Linked DNA regions of Homo sapiens: regions 1 and 2 are each linked to region 3. Evidence: read pairs that join two places in POLR2A ChIA-PET (ENCODE). Cell type or tissue: MCF 10A. All regions are shown on one strand. Links, peaks and the distances in the headings refer to the core of each region. The heading gives the core; the rest is flanking DNA.

The links. ChIA-PET counts read pairs that join two places held together with the same protein. Peaks named below come from ENCODE experiments on the same cell type or tissue, not always from the same donor. Only the 100,000 strongest peaks of a DNase experiment are listed, where the experiment ranks them.
Region 1: POLR2A ChIA-PET joins it to region 3 with 6 read pairs; 2 of 35 experiments call an interaction of 5 or more read pairs at or near these places.
Region 2: POLR2A ChIA-PET joins it to region 3 with 5 read pairs; 1 of 35 experiments calls an interaction of 5 or more read pairs at or near these places.

The regions. Positions count from the first base shown.
Region 1 is chr1:203,283,618-203,289,895 of GRCh38, reverse strand. LINC01353 (long intergenic non-protein coding RNA 1353) reads right to left here and starts at 2,744. Exons shown (of 3, transcript NR_117097.1): 1 at 2,585-2,744; 2 at 1,590-1,907; 3 at 1,098-1,391. RefSeq lists enhancers at 1-351, 1,739-2,938. In MCF 10A, for the core only: no CTCF peak of the experiment used is centred there; no DNase peak of the experiment used is centred there.
Region 2 is chr1:203,151,384-203,157,661 of GRCh38, reverse strand. The region is part of intron 3 of ADORA1 (adenosine A1 receptor); the gene reads right to left. Among named protein-coding and RNA genes, the nearest start is that of MYBPH, 21 kb to the left of the region's middle. In MCF 10A, for the core only: no CTCF peak of the experiment used is centred there; DNase peaks (open chromatin) are centred at 3,171 and 5,041.
Region 3 is chr1:203,044,281-203,050,558 of GRCh38, reverse strand. It overlaps PPFIA4 (PPFI scaffold protein A4), which reads right to left. Exons shown (of 30, transcript NM_001304331.2): 5 at 6,106-6,180; 6 at 5,774-5,863; 7 at 5,000-5,191; 8 at 4,572-4,718; 9 at 4,177-4,311; 10 at 2,249-2,332; 11 at 1,845-1,976; 12 at 1,579-1,641; 13 at 792-883. Among named protein-coding and RNA genes, the nearest start is that of PPFIA4, 21 kb to the right of the region's middle. RefSeq lists enhancers at 1,699-2,596, 4,468-5,105, 5,106-5,744 and silencers at 4,113-4,315, 5,724-6,018. In MCF 10A, for the core only: a CTCF peak has its summit at 2,322; DNase peaks (open chromatin) are centred at 3,108 and 4,068.

The sequences.
Region 1 (6,278 bases), core at 361-5,360, 240 kb before region 3:
CTCATCATGGAGCCTTCACTGTCCTGGGGCAGGTTGGGGGAGGCGCTCTGATTTCTGAGTCCAGCTGAGCACTCAGATAAAGCCTGTTGGAGTGCTGTTCTCAGAGGCCTGCCTCGTCTCGCCTGAAATTATGGGTGTGCGTGCCTGCCTGTGGTGGGTTGGGGAGTAAATTGGGTAGCTCAGCCTCCGGGGAAAGTCCCCAGGGCCTCCCAACCATCCCTTCACACCCACAGTGCTTAGCCACCCACATTCGCTCCTCTATCTAAGGTCTACTTCCTCTCTCTACTTCCCCTGGCCCAGTCTCTCCACGGTAGAGAGTTGTCTGGGGGGACAACTCACCCCATCCCCAAGCTCTGGGTGCTGTGATAGAGTGGGAGTTTGAGGCATGAAAAATAGCTAGTGGCCCTCCTTGGCAGGGCATTGGCCGAGGATGTGGCAAGTTTGCTTTGGCTGTGGGCACGGTCCCTGTCTCTGAGGCTTACCCTCACGGTGGCTGGTGAACATGGTTTTATGCCTGGGAATTTTAAAGGATGTGGGAGGGGCCTTCCTTCCTCAGGAGCCAGTGTCCTGGGACTGGATGATACCAAAGGTGTTGAAGAATAAAAACAATGGGGTAATGTTTGTGTTTCTGCCTGGACAGTACTGCATAGCGGTTATGGGTGGGCTTTGGGGTCAGATGGGACCTTAGCTCTGCCACTTGCTGGTAGGTCTTCTGGCAAGTTCCTAACCTCTCTGAGCCTCAATTTCCTTGTCTGAAAAATAGAAGTAAAAGTATTAATCGTATTGATTCTTTTTTTTTTAGGCAGGGTCTCACTCTGTCACCCCAGGCTGGAGTGCAGTGGCAGGATCACAGCTCACTGCAGCCTTGACCTTCTGGGCTCACGCGATTCTCCCACCTCAACCTCTGGAGTAGCTGGGACCACAGGCAGGCAACATCACACCTGGCTAATTTTTTGGGTATTTTTTTGTAGAGATGGGGTTTTGCCATGTTGCCCAGGCTGGTCTGAAACTTCTTGAGCTCAAGCAATCCATCTGCCTCGGCCTCCCAAAGTGCTGGAATTATAGGCATGAGCCACCGCACCTGGCCTGTATTGTTCTTTTGAAGATAAAAGGAGATCACGTTTATTAAGCATTCTGCACATATGTTCACTCTTTCCACAATATTTGCACACCCAGCGCATAGTAAACACATTAAATAGTGGCTTTTATTACTATTAGCAGTGGTAGCAGTATCATAAAAGTCCTCAAGGACACCACATGGAGAGTTAGTCGGAGTCACCAGGTGTTCCAAGTTTGCCTTTGGCGGTCTCCTGCCTCTCAGCTTTCTTCGAGGTTGCTCTGGTACCTCATCACCTCCACCACCTCCTCCACCATCCCGACCTCAGCCTGGCCTGGAAGAAAGTGCAATGAGTGTGGAAGCACAAGACCGATGCTTCCACCCCAGCTTTGCCCTGCCCTGGGCCATTCCACCCTTCTGAGCCTCCATTTCCTTATCACTGAAATGGGGAGAATACTTTCTGGCTGGCTTCGTTTATTGTGAGAGTCAAGAGAATAAACGTTTGTGAAAATACTTTGAAAACAGCCCCCACCTATCAGTTCTCCACCAGGTGAATTCTCCCCTCTCATCCTCGGCACCAGCTCCTACCCCATTCCTCCCCTTCGAGTCTCTCTCTGTAGATTTTCATGGCTTTGGGCATTTTGTTCACAGCTCTGTTGACATTCCCTTGACCTCAGAATTCTGGAGGTGCCTTAATTCCGACTTCCCCTATAGACGCCTCCTCAGGGCAGGAAATATGCCTTATTCATTCATCCTGTGATTCCAGTGCCAGGCCCAGGAAGGGCACATAGTAGGAGCTCAGTCAGCGCTGATTCCCTTTCTTCTACCAGCAAATCCCAGGGATGGAGGCCTGAAAAAGAACCCAGTAGAATTTAGGGGAGCAGACTCTGTCCTCCAAGAGAGAGGGGTTGGGGAAGAAGGGAGACAGGAGGAAAGGAGGGGAGTGGCCCTTTGCTATGCAGGCCAAAGGATGCCCGCTGTCACCACACACAGGCGCAAGGTAATACCAGTCTCCATAGGGTGACATGGTGCTGACTGGTTTTACTCAGCGATCCCAAGGCTGGGAGAACCTCTGAGAGCCTCAGCAGAGGGCCAAGCCACTCTTCCTGGTAGGAAAGCAGACATTCTGCCTAAAAGGGAAGTCCTTGGGTAACAAGTTCCACTTCATCACAGCCAGGGCACTAACCTAAAACCCTACCCTCTCCTCCTCCCCCACCGCACAGGCAAACCATTTCCTCTTCTGCTGAGCTCATGGAAACAAAGAACAGCTGTCCTCTCATTGATTGGTTTAAAAATAAGAGACTCTTGCTTTACCTCCCCAACCCCCCACCCAGACCTCTGATGACCAAACATCTCAGCACAGTCCCCCTCAGGCCTCCACCCACTCCCCTGGGGACAGAGGGGCAGCCCCTGGGCCGCCCACAGGCTCCCTCCTCCTCCCTGTGGGGACCAGCCTCTGCCTGCCACTGAGCCACACCCGTCTACCTTCGGTGGGGTGACTGCAGCTGCCCAGCCACTGGCTCTTACCAGTGTGGCCTTGGCATTCACACTTTGGCCACCATAATTTTGTCTCTGCAGTGGGCCTTGCACAAGGCTGGGAGGAAACAGCCTCTGTAGAAATCAAGGTTTCCTGCTCTGTGAGGGCTGATGCGGTGCCATGGAGATACTTCCTGTGACTTTGCCAGGCAAACTGGAGGCCAGGGGAAAGATCGGGAGTGTGAAGTCCTGACTTCTCAGCTACTCAGAAACCCCTCTAAGCCTCGATGTTTTCATCTGAAAAATGACAGTGGCAAACTGCTTATAGAGGGACTGTCAGGATCAAACGAGATATGGTTATGAAGGCGCATTGAAAACGGTGCCACCATGGACACACGAGTTGCTATTTCTGCCTGCCACCTCCACAGACCCCAGTTCACCACCAGCTGCAATCTCTACAAGTGGCCCTGCCTTCCTGAAAACCCCAAACCAAGACTTGCCTCCCTGGGCATCTGAGTCCACCCCATCCTCTCTCCTCGGGCTTACTTACTCAACCTACACCACAGGGAAATGCACCAGTTGCTTAAGAGGTGTGGAAAGTTTCCTCCAGTTTTTTCCATGGTTTGTGTGCTTGTCTTACCTGTCCCGCCTCCTTCCTAGCACCGTGGGAGTATAAGCTGGCTCCTCTGCAATGGATCCGTGGCCAGTACCTCTGTTCCCTCACAGCACAGGATAACAATAAGTGTGCCAAATGGAAGTGTGCGTGTGGGAGAGGGCACACAGCCAGATGGCTCCTTGGGGCAAAGCCTTATTTCTACCACATAGGACTTTGTAGACAATCACTCTCTGGCTATAGAGGGGTTTTGTGCTCATTTTCTGTTGTGAATCAAGCTAATTTTGGATTCACTGGGATACAATAGTGAACTGAAAGGCAGCTGCCTGCAGGAGGAGCTCAGAGAACCAAGCAGAGCCAAGCCCTGGGAAGCCTTTTAGAGGAAGATTTGCAGAGAAGGAGTGTGACAGTCATAAGTGTCCCACGCTCTCAGTCCTCAGCAGGCTGTCCCTCCCAGTCCCAGGTTCACCTTGCAGAGGTGTGGTGGAGAACAAGCGTGCCCAGCAGCTTCCCGTCTGAAAGCCAACTGGCACAGCCCACCTCCAGTGGGCCACCCATGTTTCTGGGGCCAATGAGCCTCTGAGCTGGGAGGTCCTGGCCAAAGAAATGCCCTCCTGCCTCAGAGAACAGAAAGTTCCAGAAGATCCAGGGTAGCTTTATTCCTGACTTAGCAAGCAGACCTAGAAGTGGGATGGAGAAGGGCTTTTGAATCTCCCTCCAAAGGTCCAGAGAAATCTCCTTGGAAATTTGATTGATTATTGATTATTGTAACAAGAGTTTCTCCTCCCCCAGGAAGCTCACCAGAGTGGTCTTCTTCTAATAGAGGCGGAACTGTGTGATGGGTGGTCGGAGGTTCCGGCTGCTGTGCCAGACCGCTTGGGTTCAAATCTTATCTTTAACAGTTACCTAATATTCGCTGTGCTTCAGTTGCCTCATCCATAAAGTAGAAATTACAATGATATCTATCACATTGGATTGTTTTTGATTAATGAGTTACTATGTGCAAAACACTTAGGGCTCAGTATTGTTATTATAAGAAAGAACTTTACTTAAGAGGCTTCCTAGTTTAATTTCTCTACCATTATGAAAAGAAATTCTCTCCCTGATTCCGACACCTTTGTTTCTTTCTTTTTCTTTTTTTTTCTTTTTTCTTTTTTTTTTTAAGAGAAGGGGTCTCACCTTGTTGCCCATGCTAGTCTCAAACTCCTGGGCTCAAGCCATCCACTCACCTCAGCCTCCCAAAGTGCTGGGGTAATAGGCATGATCAATATATAATATATATGACATTATATATAATATATTATGTTTCTCCTGGCCTCTGAGCTCCAGGTTCAGCAAGAGGAGAATGCTCAGTTCCTTCCTGTGGACTAAAAGCCACAGGAGACATTCATCAACAGCAATGGGGTGATGAGAGCCATTTGGGAGTATTAGGAAGTGGAAGGTCTGAGAACCTTTTCAAACTAAGAAACCCACCTGGCCAAGGTGTCCCTGACTTGACTCATTCAGTCCCTATCCTGCCATATATTTATTATAACTATATTATATCCCAGAACTTTCACATTTATTGTGTTATTTAATCTTCATGATGATCCCACAGAATAGGCTATAAAGATCTTATCAGAGAAGGCAACTGGGACCTTGGGACGGGTCTCCCACTTCCTGTCCTACTGAGAAGGATCCTATCCATCTTTGCCCCAGGCCATTCCACTGAGGAAGCTGCAAGGTGGTTCCATGGAGGACCAGTTCAGAGTCCATAATAACAGGATGACTTAATGACAGGTTGAATCAGTTTGTTATTTGGAGCAGGCACTGCAGGGAAAGGGCTGGCCATGTTAGACGTGGCTCATCCTCTTCCCTCTTCAAAAACACTCCCACTTAATGCTTGACCTCCCAGAATCAAGGAAGTACGTGGCCTTATTGCTAGAGCCAAAATTTGCAGAGTCAAGTGCACATCCAGCCTGCTAACAAGAAATTCCAGGTGCCCTGAGGACAGTGGTGCTGGCCTCAAAGTCACAAGAGCTTTCTGGGTTTAGGGTCACCCTGCACTGATTCTGAGGAATTGGGAGTAAGACACAGACCCTCTCCATACACTTGGCCTGGGAGGATCATCCTGCCCTGCTCACGGGGGAGAGGGACAGAGCCCGTCAGTCCCAGCCCCAGCTCTCCGGCATGATGCCAGAAGTCAGGAGCCTGGTGAACTCTCTGGCTCAGCCACCGACTCTCTGGGTCTCAGACTTCTTCATTATAAAGTGAGGATGTCGGACTAACCGTACCTAAGATAGCCGTGAGCTTGGACAGCCGGGATGACCTTCTCTGTGCCAAATTACCCTAATTCCTTCCATCTTGTGTCATTTGCCTTCCACTTACTGGTCTTATATACATCTTTTTAAAGGATTTTATCAGTTTAGTTAAATTCAACATTCTCCAAGCAGCTGGTATACACCCGACATTGACCCGATACTGGAAAATCAATGGTGCTGAGATATCTGTTTTCAGAGTGCTTCCAGTCTAGCAGAGGAAGGCAGGCAAGAGAACAGACAATGAGACCAGGGTCTCTGGAAGCTGTGGGAGGGAGAAGAACAGGGAAAAGATCCCAGCAGGCCAGAAAGGGTTTTCCTCAGGTGACTTGGGTCTGAGAAGAAACTCACCCCGTTCCAGGAGAAGTAGGGGCAAGGGAGAAGGGGACTAACATTTTTTGTTTGTTTTGTTTTAAGATGGGGTCTCACTATGTTGCCCAAGCTGAAGTGAATGACTATTCACAGATGCAATAATAATGCACTGTAGCCTCAAACTCCTGGGCTCAAGGGATCCCCTCACTTCAGCCTCCTGTGTAGCTGGGACTATAGGTGTAAGCCATTACAACTGGCTGGGGGGACTAACTTGTAAGTTATTATTATTTATTTATTTACTTATTTTTGAGACAAGGTCTGGCTCTATCGCCCAGGCTGGAGTGCAGTGGTGTGATCTCAGCTCACTGCAGCCTCCGTCTCCCAGGCTCAAGTGATCCTCTCACCTCGGCCTCCTGAGTAGCTGAAGCTACAGGCATGCACCACTACACTTGGCTAATTTTTGTATTTTTTGTAAAGATGGGGTTTCGTCGTGTTGCCCAGGCTGGTCGCAAACTCCTGAGCT
Region 2 (6,278 bases), core at 647-5,646, 110 kb before region 3:
TTTCAAAGGATATCATGGACAGCCTGGAAGCCCAGGCAGAAACTTGTCACAGGGACAGAGCCACCACAGAGATCCCTCACCAGGGCAATGCCTCCTGGAGCCATGGGAGTGAGGCCACTGCCCAGACACCAGCACTGTAGGACCACCAGCATGCAACTCCAGTATGGGAGAGCTGCAGGCATGAGACTCCAATCCACGAGAGCTGCTTCATGGGCTGAGCCCAGTAGAGCCAATATGTCCAGGAGGTGGTACATGGAGTAAAAGGCTATTCTAGAATCTTAAGATTTAATGTTGTCTGGCTTGTTGGGGTTTGGACTTACTTGGATCCTGTTACTGCTTTCTTCTTGCCTGTTTCTCCCCTTTGGAATGGGGAACCTATCCTATTCCTGTCCCACCATTGTATTTTGGAAGCATGTAACTTGTTTTGATTTCATAGGCTCACAACCAGAAGGAAATTTGCCTTAGGATGAATCCTGCCTTTAGCCTCACCCATATCTGATTTAGATGAGACTCTGGACTTAGGACTTTTGAGTTGATGCTGGAACTAGTTAAGACTTTGGGGCCTACTGGGATGGAATAAATGTATTTTGCATGCGAGAAGGACATGAATTTTGAAGGCCAGGGCAGAATGCCATGGTTTGAATGTGTCCCTCAAAGCTCATATATTGGAAACAATCCCCATTGCAACAGTGTAGAGAGGTGGGACCTTTAAGAGGTAATTAGGTCATGAGGCTCTGCCCATATGAATAGATTAATGCCAATACTGCAGGATTAGTTTTGTTACCACAGAAGTGGGGTCCTTCTGAAGGATGAGTTCAGCTCCTGTCTGTGTGATGCCTTCCACATGGTATGAGGCAGCAACAAGGTCCTTATCAGACATGGCCCTCTAATCTTAGACTTCCCAGCCTCCAGAACTGTGAGCCAAATAAATTTCTGTTCATTATGAATTACCTAGTCTGTGCTATTCTATTATAGCAGCAGAAAATGAAGTAAGACAGATGTCCAGGTGAGAGAAAGAGTCAACAAGATGACTCTGTCTGGTTTTTATCCTGACCACTGAGCAGAGGGCACTGTCATTCCCCCAGTCTCCTTGACCCTTCTTTCCCTGAAGGGCCCATCCCCTTACCTTAAACTCCACTTCACTCTCCCTGAACTCCACTCTACTATCACCATGCTAGTGGACACTCCTTTGTTTACATACCTGGGGCACTCTCCTACCTCAGGGGCTTTGCACTTCCTGTTCATTTCCTGAAATGTCTGGGAAGGTTCATTCTCCGTTCATTCAGGTCTCCACTCAGATGTCAGGTCCTAAGGGAAGATTCCTGACTCTCCTGAAAAATAGTCTCTATCACTGTCTCCTCTTGCCATATTTAATTTTCCTGATAGCATTTCCTGACTCTCTCCCTCCTCCCTCTCTCTCACACCCTCTCTTCCCCCCTATCTAACTATCTATCTATCTATACATTTATTATTAGTTTCTCTCCAGTGCTCCAGTAGAATGTAAGCCCCAGTAGGACAGAACCTTTGGCATGTTAACCACTGCATCCCCAGTACCTATATCAGTGCTCAATAACTATTTGTTGAATGAATGAATAAATACATGTAAAAATGGATTAATGAAACCATACATCCACTTATTCAGAAATGATTGCTCAAGGACCTGCAACGTGAGTACATCTCAGGGAACAAGAGATAAGGATTAAATGGTAGGTGCTCAATTAGAGACAGTCAGATTAGAAAGGCATGACCCTAGCCCTGAAGGCAATTACAATGCCCTGGATGAGGAAAATCATTCCCTGGTTTATTCCCTGCTGTGCTGGGAGCTGTAGGGGATCCACTGCTGAATCAGACAACTCCTGGTCCCCTACCTAGGTCCTGCGACATAAGGCCGCTATGACAAGGGCCTCTTATGAAATGTATGAGAAACTGCCACCAGGCCACCAGCCAGCCACCAACATGTCCATAGTGGCTTGGAGTCCCAGCATTGCCCTGCACACTGTGAGACCAGCAGAGGCTTCCCTGGCCAGAACTCACCTCCCCAGAGTCTCTTAGCCTGCATCCCAGAAAAGCAAGCCTTCATCTCATGCTAATTCCCAGCAGTCGTCATGAGAATGCCCAAGTTCCTCATTGGTCCTTTGCCTCATGAATCGTCCTTTTCAGGGATGAGATCACTTCTAGTTGGAGACCCGACTGTGCACAGAGGGGTGGCCTCTCCTTGTCTACACCCTTAGAGGGCACTCCTTCTGGATGCCATTGGGGACTGATAGTTAGGTTGACTCAGAGAACATAAACGATAAGCCACTTTAGAAAAGGAAGAGCTGTCTGGGCACGGTGGCTCATGCCTGTAATCCCAGCACTTTGGGAGACCAAGGCAGGTGGATCACTTGAGGTCAGGAGTTCGAGACCACCCTGGCCAACATGGTGAAACCCCATCTCTACTAAAAATACAAAAACTGGCTGGGTGTGATGGCGGGTACCTATAGTCCCAGCTACTCAGGAGGCTGAGGCAGGAGAATCGCTTGAACCTGGGAGGTGGAGGTTGCAGTGAGCCATGCCACTGAACTCCAGCCTGGGTGACAGAGCGAGACTCCGTCTCAAAATAACAATAATAATAATAATAATAATAATAATAATAATAATAATAAATAGGAAGAGCCCAGATGCCATCAGATGGTGAACACACCATGGGACCAACCAGCGAAGACACATCTGACAGAGAAAAAAGAAGGAAGAGGGGGTGGGCATAGACGTCCTACATAATTCTCTTTGGTGAATGCAGAACAGCCAAACTGAGAAAGGTGCAAAGAAGCCAGCCACCACTGCAGGGATGAGACTGGAGTGTGCTGGTTCTGAAGCTGTCTGTCCTTGGCTTTCTCTCCTGGCCCTGCCCTGTTTTGTATCACCATGGGGCTGACCCCGGCAGGCTGCATTTCCCAAGCCCTGGGGCTATCCAGGTCCATGGGAAATACTGCAGTGCTGGAGCAGTGGGGATGGGGCGGTGGTGGGGAGCTGTCTACCTCCCTGTCCCAGCTGTGTACTAGGCAGTGGTTATGACTCCTCCATGGCTCCAACACACACCAGACAAGCCCACCATGGGTGCGGCTTCTACCAGCCAACTGCAGCCCCTGGGCTCCGGGATCACCGCCTCCTCACTTTGTCCTTCTGCCTTGGGGTAGCTTCCTGTTGTTACTCATCTCTGGGTTACTTCACTCTCCCTGTTTGTGTCTCGGCTGCTTCATCACCAATTCCTGGTATAAGGCCCTCGGCTGTAAACACCTAAAATGATTTTTGTGTTCCTGGTTAGACTCAGACAGTTCAAGAGTAAAGCTGCATCAGGAAGAACTGAGCTCAGTCATCCCTAAGAACCCCCTGCCAGAGGTATAGGTACGAGTGAGCCACCCAACTCTTACAAACGCCTTCACTCAGAGGCAAGAGAACCCACATGTGGGTTTGGAAAATGCTAAGCATGGCTTGCCTGAGGGCAGGATGACACAGTGTCCTGTCAACTGCTGAGACCAGAGCAGGGTCCTCAGGCCTGGCCGTCCCTGTTTCTCATCACCTGCTCCTCATGGAAGCACTGGACATGGGAGCAGGGAGGTGGAGGGCCGGGGGGTGGCAGAGGTCCACGTCTTTCCACCATCCTGCGGTTTGGATAGTCAGGGATTGAATCTTCCCTCTTCCGTTCCCTCACTCTTGGCTGGGAGGGAGTGACAGTTCATAGCTCTGGTCCCCTCCTTCCCGCCTCCTCTCTTATCAAGGATCTCAGCCACTTGTAACTGGAAACTTGGATCTCAAGAGCAGGAAAGTAAGGCTTTCAGACTATTAAACTACTTCCTGTGGAGAAATTCTTCCTCCCCAAGGAGAACAGGAAACCAGATATAATCAAAGGTGCTGGGCACACTCCAGGGGCCAAATATTTAACAGTAACATTGCCCAGGGGAGTCTGCTTCAGGGGCCCTGGGGAGGGGGCAGGATGTCAGGCCTAAGAATCCTGCCTTGAATCCCGCTGTGAGGGGCTCTGTGGCATCACTCACCATCTAAAACATCAGTGCCCACCAATCCCCAAAAGGAGACTCGGGCTGACACCCCAGGGCCAGTCTGCAGGGCTACAGGGAGGAGGGCAGACACTCTGTGTCTTGAAAGAAAAGAGCTGGATAAATTGATTAGGTCATTAGTGTAATGGGCCTTGGAAATCACTCCTGGTCACTTGCTGAGGACAAATAACTCCACAGCCTGGTGGGGAAAATAATGAGGTTCCTGTGTGTGACTCAGTAACACCCTCTATTCTGGCAACCTCCCCAACTGTCTGTCCTTCGGATTCAAGGCCCCTTTCTGAGCGCTGGACGTGAGCAGAATAAACATAGATCCCACCATGAAGGAACTCTCAGTCCACAGGAGAGGCCCAGCACCTGAGCAAAGGGATCCCCAGTGTGATGAGAGCGGCATGTGCTGCAAAGCACAGGGCAGAGCTCCCTGCCAGCTCCCCCACTCAAAGGTTTCATGCATGACTGACAGCACAAGCTCCCCCCAGACCTGTGTGCCTGCAGAGAGCTCTTTTCTCTCTCTCTCTGGGTGGGCGTTCTCATCCCAACAAACAGAAGTTTGGATTTGCTCAGTGGTTCTGATCCGGAGGGGGCTTCAGAGGGTGGGGTGCAAAGTGGGAGGCTTTCAGATTTGGAGGAGGCATGTTTTCAAAGTATATTTGCCTCTGAACCTCATCCCTTTCTCCCAGTCCAGGGCATATCCTATGGAATGTTTTTCCACAGCCAGAAGGCCAAGGTATCACACTTTGAGACAATGCCCTGGGCGATTTCACAATACAGCCACCTCCTCCCCTCCCAAAGTCAAGCACAGCACCCACATCCCCGTGAGGCGGTGGTCCTCAAGGAGGAGGGTGTCTGACCTGGACAGTAAATGCAGGAAAACTGGACCCAGACCTTGGCATTCTCAGCTCTTTCTGCACTGAGATTTGATTCTCTCCATCTCTCCAAGGAAGACCGGGATGGCAAAAGGAGCAAGGCCAATTAGCCCCACCTGCTATGGGTGACTGTTTCTGACTCATCCCGTGGGACAGGAAAAAACCATCCCATCTGCATTCAGACTTAATGACCTGTGAGTAGCTGCTGCAGGGAGGCCTCACTGGGATGGCCAGGGTGCTAAAAGGGGCAAAATTCCTTTTCCAGTGAAGTGGAAAGGTCCGCCATGGTGGGAAGGGAGCTGATGGCTTTATGCGGCTTCCCATAGGCCTCTCTGGTCTTTGCAGACTGTGGCCTCTTAGGAGAACAGCAGAGAATCCGCCAGCCCAGCTGGCACATGGGGAGGGCCCAGGCAGGAGGGAGCCAGGAAGCAGCAGAATTCTGCAGGCTCAGGAGAGCAGAGGGGGCCCATGCTGGACCCCCAAAGAAGGGCAGTCCTCCCTTGGAATACCTCATTGTGGTGGGAAATGGGAGACCCCCATTCTGGTCCAGGCTGTGCCAGGAGTGAGCTGGCCTTCGGGGAGACCCTTTCCCTTTTGGGGCCTCTGTGTCCTTGTCTGGATGATGAGGGATTGAATGAGATCTTTTCTGGGCTCTAGCAGGTCACGGTTCCCTTCTTCTGGAATGTGTCAAATCATCTTCTATAGAGAGCTGAGCTCAGCGCTAGCAGAAAGGAGGGAGGGGCACTGAACACGGAACTCCTTGTGGGGAGGAGGAGCCCAGGGGCAGTGGTGAGGGGCACCCATACATCCCCGGAAGGGAGTCCCTTCTGAAAGGATTCCATGCTGTAGCTCTGTGCCCCATGGAGAGGAAGATGGGGGGCAAGATGGAATGTAAAGAGAAATAAATATTTATTGAGTATAAGAATGAATGAATGAATGAATGAATGAATGAATGCATGCATGCATGAAGTGTGCTGTGGGGTAAGATCCGAGTTCAAACTGTGACTCCACCATTAACAGCTTGTGGCCTGGAGCAAGTAACAATTCCTTGAGCCTTGGTTTTGTCCTGGGCACAATGGGAGGAGAAGGTTGGCTTGGCAGGCCCCCTGTGAGGATGAGGCTGGCGCAGTAACTTATCTGGGCACTCAATGAACAGTAGCACCAGGTGCCCATTGCTATCTCCACCAGGAGCACACCCCTGATTCTACTGGAATACACAATCGACCCTTGAAGAGATACAAAACAGGTTGCAAGGACATAGATAAACAAAAAATTACTTCTGTTTCACTTTGGAAGGCCAGTCACATGGTTTCCATATCTATTTCACAGCCAGCTCTCCTACCTAATTCAACCTTCGTAC
Region 3 (6,278 bases), core at 495-5,494:
CTGATACAGCAAGCACATGACCAAAGGGAACGGCAAGGGTTCTGATCTAAGAGACTTTGGTTTGGAGAGAAAACAGCCAAGAGCCATGAACCTTGAGTGGCACCATCCATTTCAGTCTCCCCTGTCTTCACCCCACCTCTCTGGCCTGGGTACTGAGGACAGGCTCGAGGTCTGAATTCAATACCCATCGCTCCACAAAATGTGGGGGAAATCCCGAGGTTCCCTAAACATGGGCCTAATTCAAGCATTAGGAGATAAGCTCCATCTCTCACAATGGTTTCAAGAAAAGGGATGCCAAGTCCATAGGATTGCCATGGCGTCTCAACTTCCAGTAAGGAAGTTTCTGATGCTTCATTCCAATCTCTCCTGCTGCCTTTCTGCCCGCTGCCTGAACTCAGGTGGTCCTTGACTCTCAAGAGAACTGGAGTGAATGGCTCTCCCTACCAGTGGGCCCTGTAGGACATGGCTAAGCAAGGGATGTGCAGGCCTCTCTCAGGGGTGTGCCCTCTGTCAAGGAAGCAGAAATCATGGCCTATGTCCTACCACAGCGGGGACAGAGCACTGGCTGTCTGATGACTCGCCTCTCAGCAGCCCTCGGAGGACAGGTGTTCCCTCCCAAACTGCCCAAGTAAGCTGGGTGACTCTGACCAAGTTATCTGAGCCTCAGTGTCCCACCCTGAACAGGAGGAGGACCCTGAGGTCCTGGGCAGTCTTTTGTTGGAAGGAAGTCTCCTTCCTCACGGTCCATCAGGACCCCGTCCTGGCATGCCCAGCCTCTGGCGCTGCAGTACCTGGAGTGGACGCCATCCACAAACGGCCCCCCTCGGCCCTTCAGCTGGTCCACCTCTTGGCGCAGCTTCTCAATCTCTTCAGACAGGCGGCCCTGTGCCAGCAGACCCGGGGTGGGGGCGGGAGTGGGGGCCAGGGAGGGGCAGAGAGGGAGGGTGGGAGTCAGAGAGGGACAAAGAGGACAGCAGAGTTGGGGAGAAGCTGAAGAATGTACTGCAAAGTCCAAAGCCAGGGGCCCCAGGCCAGGCCCACAGATGACACCAAAAGAGAAGAGGTCCAACCAGAGAGTGAGTGGAAGGATGGGCAGGGGCAGGGCCAGGAGGGGGTCTGTCTGGGGAGGGCTCTGCTAGCCTAGGCCTGCCGACCCCTCACTACTGCACAGATGCACAGCAGATGAGGCTGGGCAGCAGAGGGCCCCAGCACCCCCTCAGACCTCACAGACATTGCCGAGGCCAGGACGGAGGCAAATCCTCCCAGAATCACCAGGCTCTGGCTGCACCAGGGTTTGAAGCTCCCTCCAAATCCTGGGGTGGAGCCCCTCACTGGGCCCTGCCTCTCTGCTGTCCACCTCTGCCCTATGCTTCTGGCCTCAGTTTCTTCTTTCCCTGTGGGCAGTAATGCACCTACCATGATGGGCTCTAGTGAGAAATCACGGAATAATGTATGTAGTGCACTAACATATGCACTAACACTGCCAGGTATCAGAGCAGCAGCGTTAAAAGCAGGGTGTCCTTTCCTCCCTGCAACCCGGCCCTCCCAGGCTGGGCGGGGCTGGCCGCAGCCGGGTACCTTGTGGTGGTGCTGCTCCTCAATCTGCCGCTGGGAGCTCTCCAACTCCTGGATCAACGTGTTCTGGGGGAGAGCAGCTGTGAGCCAGGCCCCTGCCTTCCTCTCCCATTCCAGACCTGAGCCTCTGGGTGTGCAGTCTCAGCCCCACCTCTCCAGGCTGGCCACCCACCCCATTGAGACCCCGCCTGCGCCCATCACAGTCCCGCCTCCCCCCGCCCCACACCCAGCACTAACCTCTCGCATCCCAACCCCGCCCCTCTGGGCACCTTCTCCTCCAGGGCAGCCATGCGCTCCTTCAGGTGGAGCTGCAGACGCTCGTTGGACTCGCTGAGCAGCCGGTCCACTGTGTCCGACAGCCGCTTGTTGTGGTCCTCATTCATCTTTTCCCGCTGGCGCACCTGCACAGCCGTCTGCCTCGCACCAGGCCGCCCTCCCAGGGAGGACCACCCTCTCCTGCTGGGGTTTGACTCCCTCCCCTGTCCTCTTCTCATCCTCTGGGAGCCACTCTCTCCAGTCTCCTGACCACCTCCCCCTTCACCTGCCAGCCTCCTCCCACTCTCTGTGGCTGTGTCCCTGGCCAGGCCCTTCCTCCGTGCCCCTTCCACAGACCGCCCTGGGAGCCTGTCCTGCGGGAAGGAGGGGGCCTGAGGGCCCGGCCTGGTGCCCTCACCCGTGCCAGCTCCTGGTTCTTCTCCTCCAGCTGTCCCTCCAGCTGCCGCAGGTGCTCCTCAATGTTGCCATGCCGTTCTTCAGCCTAGGGGCAGGGATGGGTCGGTGCAGCCCGCAGATCTCTGTTCTTCCTGCTCAGGCCCCGCATCCCCTGCACCCTGGTGCCAGGGTGGCCCTGGGGATCATGGCCCCCAGTACCAGTGACGCTCAGCCTCCACTTATCATCTTGGAGCAGGACCACCATCCCCATTGCCTTTCTTCCCAGGTACTTCAATACCTGCCAGGTCTCCCCTGCCTCCTCCTCGCTCAGGCCTAGCCTTAAAACATCCTGAAGCTAGCAGTTCAAGAGACTGTAAATAATCCCCATGCTTCCAGAAAAAGCTCCACTTGAAAGCATGAGCTACCATAAACCTCTACGCCTCCAGATGGATAGAACCACACTGAAGAGCATGGGCTCATGCCACACCGCCTGGGTTCAAATCCTGGCTCCCTCTTACCACCTGTGTGACCTTAGACAAGTTACCAAACCTCTATGTGCCTTCGTTTCCACAACTGTAAAATGTGGGTAATAATAGCACCCAGGCCCACTGGACCATCACAAAGACTAAATGAAATAATCCAAGGCGAACACTGAGAACATAGTAAGCACTCAACAAATGTTAGCCCCGCATGGTTACGGCTCTGCTGTTAAACCAGCCCAGGTGGGGTAGTCTCCCTTTCCAGTCATGGATGTCCAGAGATGGAGACCCTACTGTCTCTGCTGGCAAGATATTCTAGAAAGCCACATCTCTTATAGTCAGGAAATCCTTCCTTAAACTCCTCCTGCGATGACTCACTTGACTGTATTAATCATTTCAGCCCGTGCCTTCATGTCAGCTTTGGGAGACACTAAGGCTGACTGCTCAGCAGCCCACACATAACATCCTCTGCTGTGATTTCAACCCAATCCTTCATTCCTCGAGGCTGGAAAGACCTCCGAGACCATCCCGTCTAACTCCAACATAGTGATAAGGACACTGAGGCCCAGTTAAGGGAGGGGATGACTTTTCCCAGGTCGCAGAGACAGTCAGTGGCAGAAGCAGTCTTGGTCCTGGGTCTGCTGGGACACAGCCAGGCTGCAGGTTCCGTCCTCGAAGCAGCTGAGCTGCACACTGGCCGGCCAGCCTCTCCCTTCCGAGCACTGTGCCTGGTGCTTCCTAAACACCGGTTTTCTTCTCGCCACGGGTTCGAAGATCCCATATGAGGCTGACCAGCTGAAAACGCTCCTAAATTATTTTGATTAACCCCTGCATGTCTAAATCCAGGCATTTACCTGGCTCTTCCAGAACCTATTATGTTTTCAGCCAGCACACCTCTCAGGAATTACTACTTCATAAAGTATCCATTAAATAAAATTGTATTCTTTTTTCTTCATCCTAAAACTGCAGCCTTCAAACAACCAGGAGCAGTCCCTAGATCTAGAAGCTTCAATTTGGCAATCAAAGATGTACTCAACCTAACTCTCACCCCTTTGCCCTTCAGGGATATATATACCATTTCTCTTCTAAGGTTTCACCTTTCCAGAGATGAAAGTCCTAATCTTTCTGCTCCAGCCCCAAGTGAAAGAAAGTGTTCACCACGACGGTGTAGAGGATTAAAAAAAAAAAAAAAGAAAAAGAAAAACACTTTGCATCAACATAGCTTCTTCTCCTTCAAGTACTTTTACACCCCTTCTTATGAGACTGTCACATCCCTGCAGGGTGATGAGGACAGGGATTACTCTTCCAACTGACAGGCACAAGGCAGTGTGCTCCCTGGAATCACACGGCGGGAAGCAGTTTTCTGGCTCCTGGCCCAGTGCGCCTCCCACGCGCTCCCTTCCCTGCCTGGCTCCCTGAGAGCTCAGAACATGGGGGACAGAGGCAGATCCCAGGCCCCTGGCCCACTTGCCTTGGTGAGGGCTGCAATTCTCTGGGCCAGCTCAGCCTCCACCTCTGGCAGCGTCTCTGCCTTGCGCATCGTCTGCTGCAGCTTCTGCTCTGCCACCTCCAGCAGCTCCTGCAGGTGTCGGGCCTTCTCCTCACACTAGCAATGTGGGGGTGGTGAAGTGATTCAAAAGGGAGCACTGAAGCCCCCACCCCCACCCCAGCCTCAGCAGAGAGCAGATGACAGGTCAGAAGCAGCAAGGGACAATCTTGGTTGTTGGCTGCCCGAGACGCCTGACTTCCCCTTTCAAAGGGTGACCTGCAGGACCCCAGGGGCTCCTCAGCCATCACCAGTAGGTTCACGAGGACACCTCCAGGGCTAAGTACAATGCCCATCCCCACCCCACCCTGAGGAGGTACCTGGCGGTGCAGGGACTCCTTGTTGGCCAGCTCATTCTCCAGCTTGTCATTGAGGTCATGGATGGATGTTGCCTCACGCTGAGCAGCCAGGTAGCGCTTCTCCAGTGTAGTAATCCGCTCTTCCATGTCCTCCTTCTGGGCCAGAGCCTGGGAGAAGAGGGGACAAGAAGGACGGTAACCAGCCTTTCCTTGCCCCCATCCTGTCTACACCTCCCCACCCACACCTGGCTGATTGGAACCCATTAAGGGGCATGAGCTACACTCTCCTGTCAGTTTCTGGCTTTGGCCCACCCCTTCCATGACCGCCCCCCAACAATGGAGCCAGGCAAGGAGGCAGGTGTTCAGTCTCACGCCCCAGAGCCTTTGCCTGGCTCTCCCTCCACACGCTCCACAATGAGGTCACAGAGCAGGCCTGCGCCCTCACGCACCTCCCGGAGGTCCCGCTGATGCTTGCTGCTCAGCTCCTCCGACTTGATGAGGTCCCGGCGGGCCGTGCCCAGGTCCTCCTCGAGTTCAGTCACGGTTGTTGTTAGGGTGACCAGTCGCTCCCGGGCCTGGCTCAACTCAAAGTTCTGCTTCTCCAGGAGCTCCTGCAGCTCCTCTACCCGGCCCGTATCCTCCTCCAGGGATAGGGACAGTAGCTCTGTGAGTCACAGCAGCATCCCACCCACCCCACTCCCCTATCCCAGGGGTGGAAGGAGGAACAGCACACCCAGAGCAGGTCAAGGCTCTGCCCCCAACATCACAGCACTCCTCTGGCTACAACTGCCTCCCTCTGGGCCCCAGGAGGTCACTCCTGACAATGACCAAACACCTTGCTATCCTTTGTCTCTCTTGAAAACAAGTTTCTAGTTTTATCTGCTATGCCAGCCTCTTGTAACCCAGAAAGGGGCGTGACTGGGGGAACAAAGGTTCAGACAGAGAAGGAATCTTGCCTGATGCTGCCACATGAGGCAGATGGTGCCTAACAATTCAAGCAGACAAGCGTATGATGTGCCCAGCATGTGTTGGGCACTAAAATAAAAATCTACAGATTTCATTGCAGATGGGGTAGGGAGAAGAAGAAAAGAGAAGGGGGAATATCAGAGAAAGCCTCAAATTTAATTCAAGCAGTTAGTCTACTGAACTAAGGCAGAGCCGGGCCTCCAACCTCCCACCTTGGGGAACACATGACCCCTGCTACACAGCTCTCCATGACCTACCTTCCACAGGCGTTTCGGCCCCAGCTCCACAGTCCCCTCCTCTTCTGCCGCTCCATCCCGCACCCCTGCCCCCTGCTGCAGGGCAGACACCTGTAGGGCACAAGCCCCAGGGCAATGAGTCAAAGAGAAGAGAACCTCCCATACATTCCAGACCCTTCCAAAGCCCCTGTCTTAGTTAAAAAATGTCTCCTAGAAAGAGGTGCTCAGCCTAGCCTTGCCTAGCAGCTTCCAGCCATGGCAGGGAGAAATCTGACAAGAAACAGAGTAGGGCACAGGGGTGAACCAGCCTGGACTTCCAGGAGCTGCAGACTGAGGGTGAGCAGGCAGATTACCTGCTGGTGGGCACCTGCCAGCTGCTCCTCCAAGGTGGTGACTCGCTCCAGCGCTGCCCGGAGCCGCTCTCGCACCTGCTCGAGGTAAGGGGAGATGGAGGAAGAAAGGGGGACCCCACTTGAGTCAGGCTGGAAGAGACTGGGCTTGGTCTACCACCACTGAGCATGAGGAC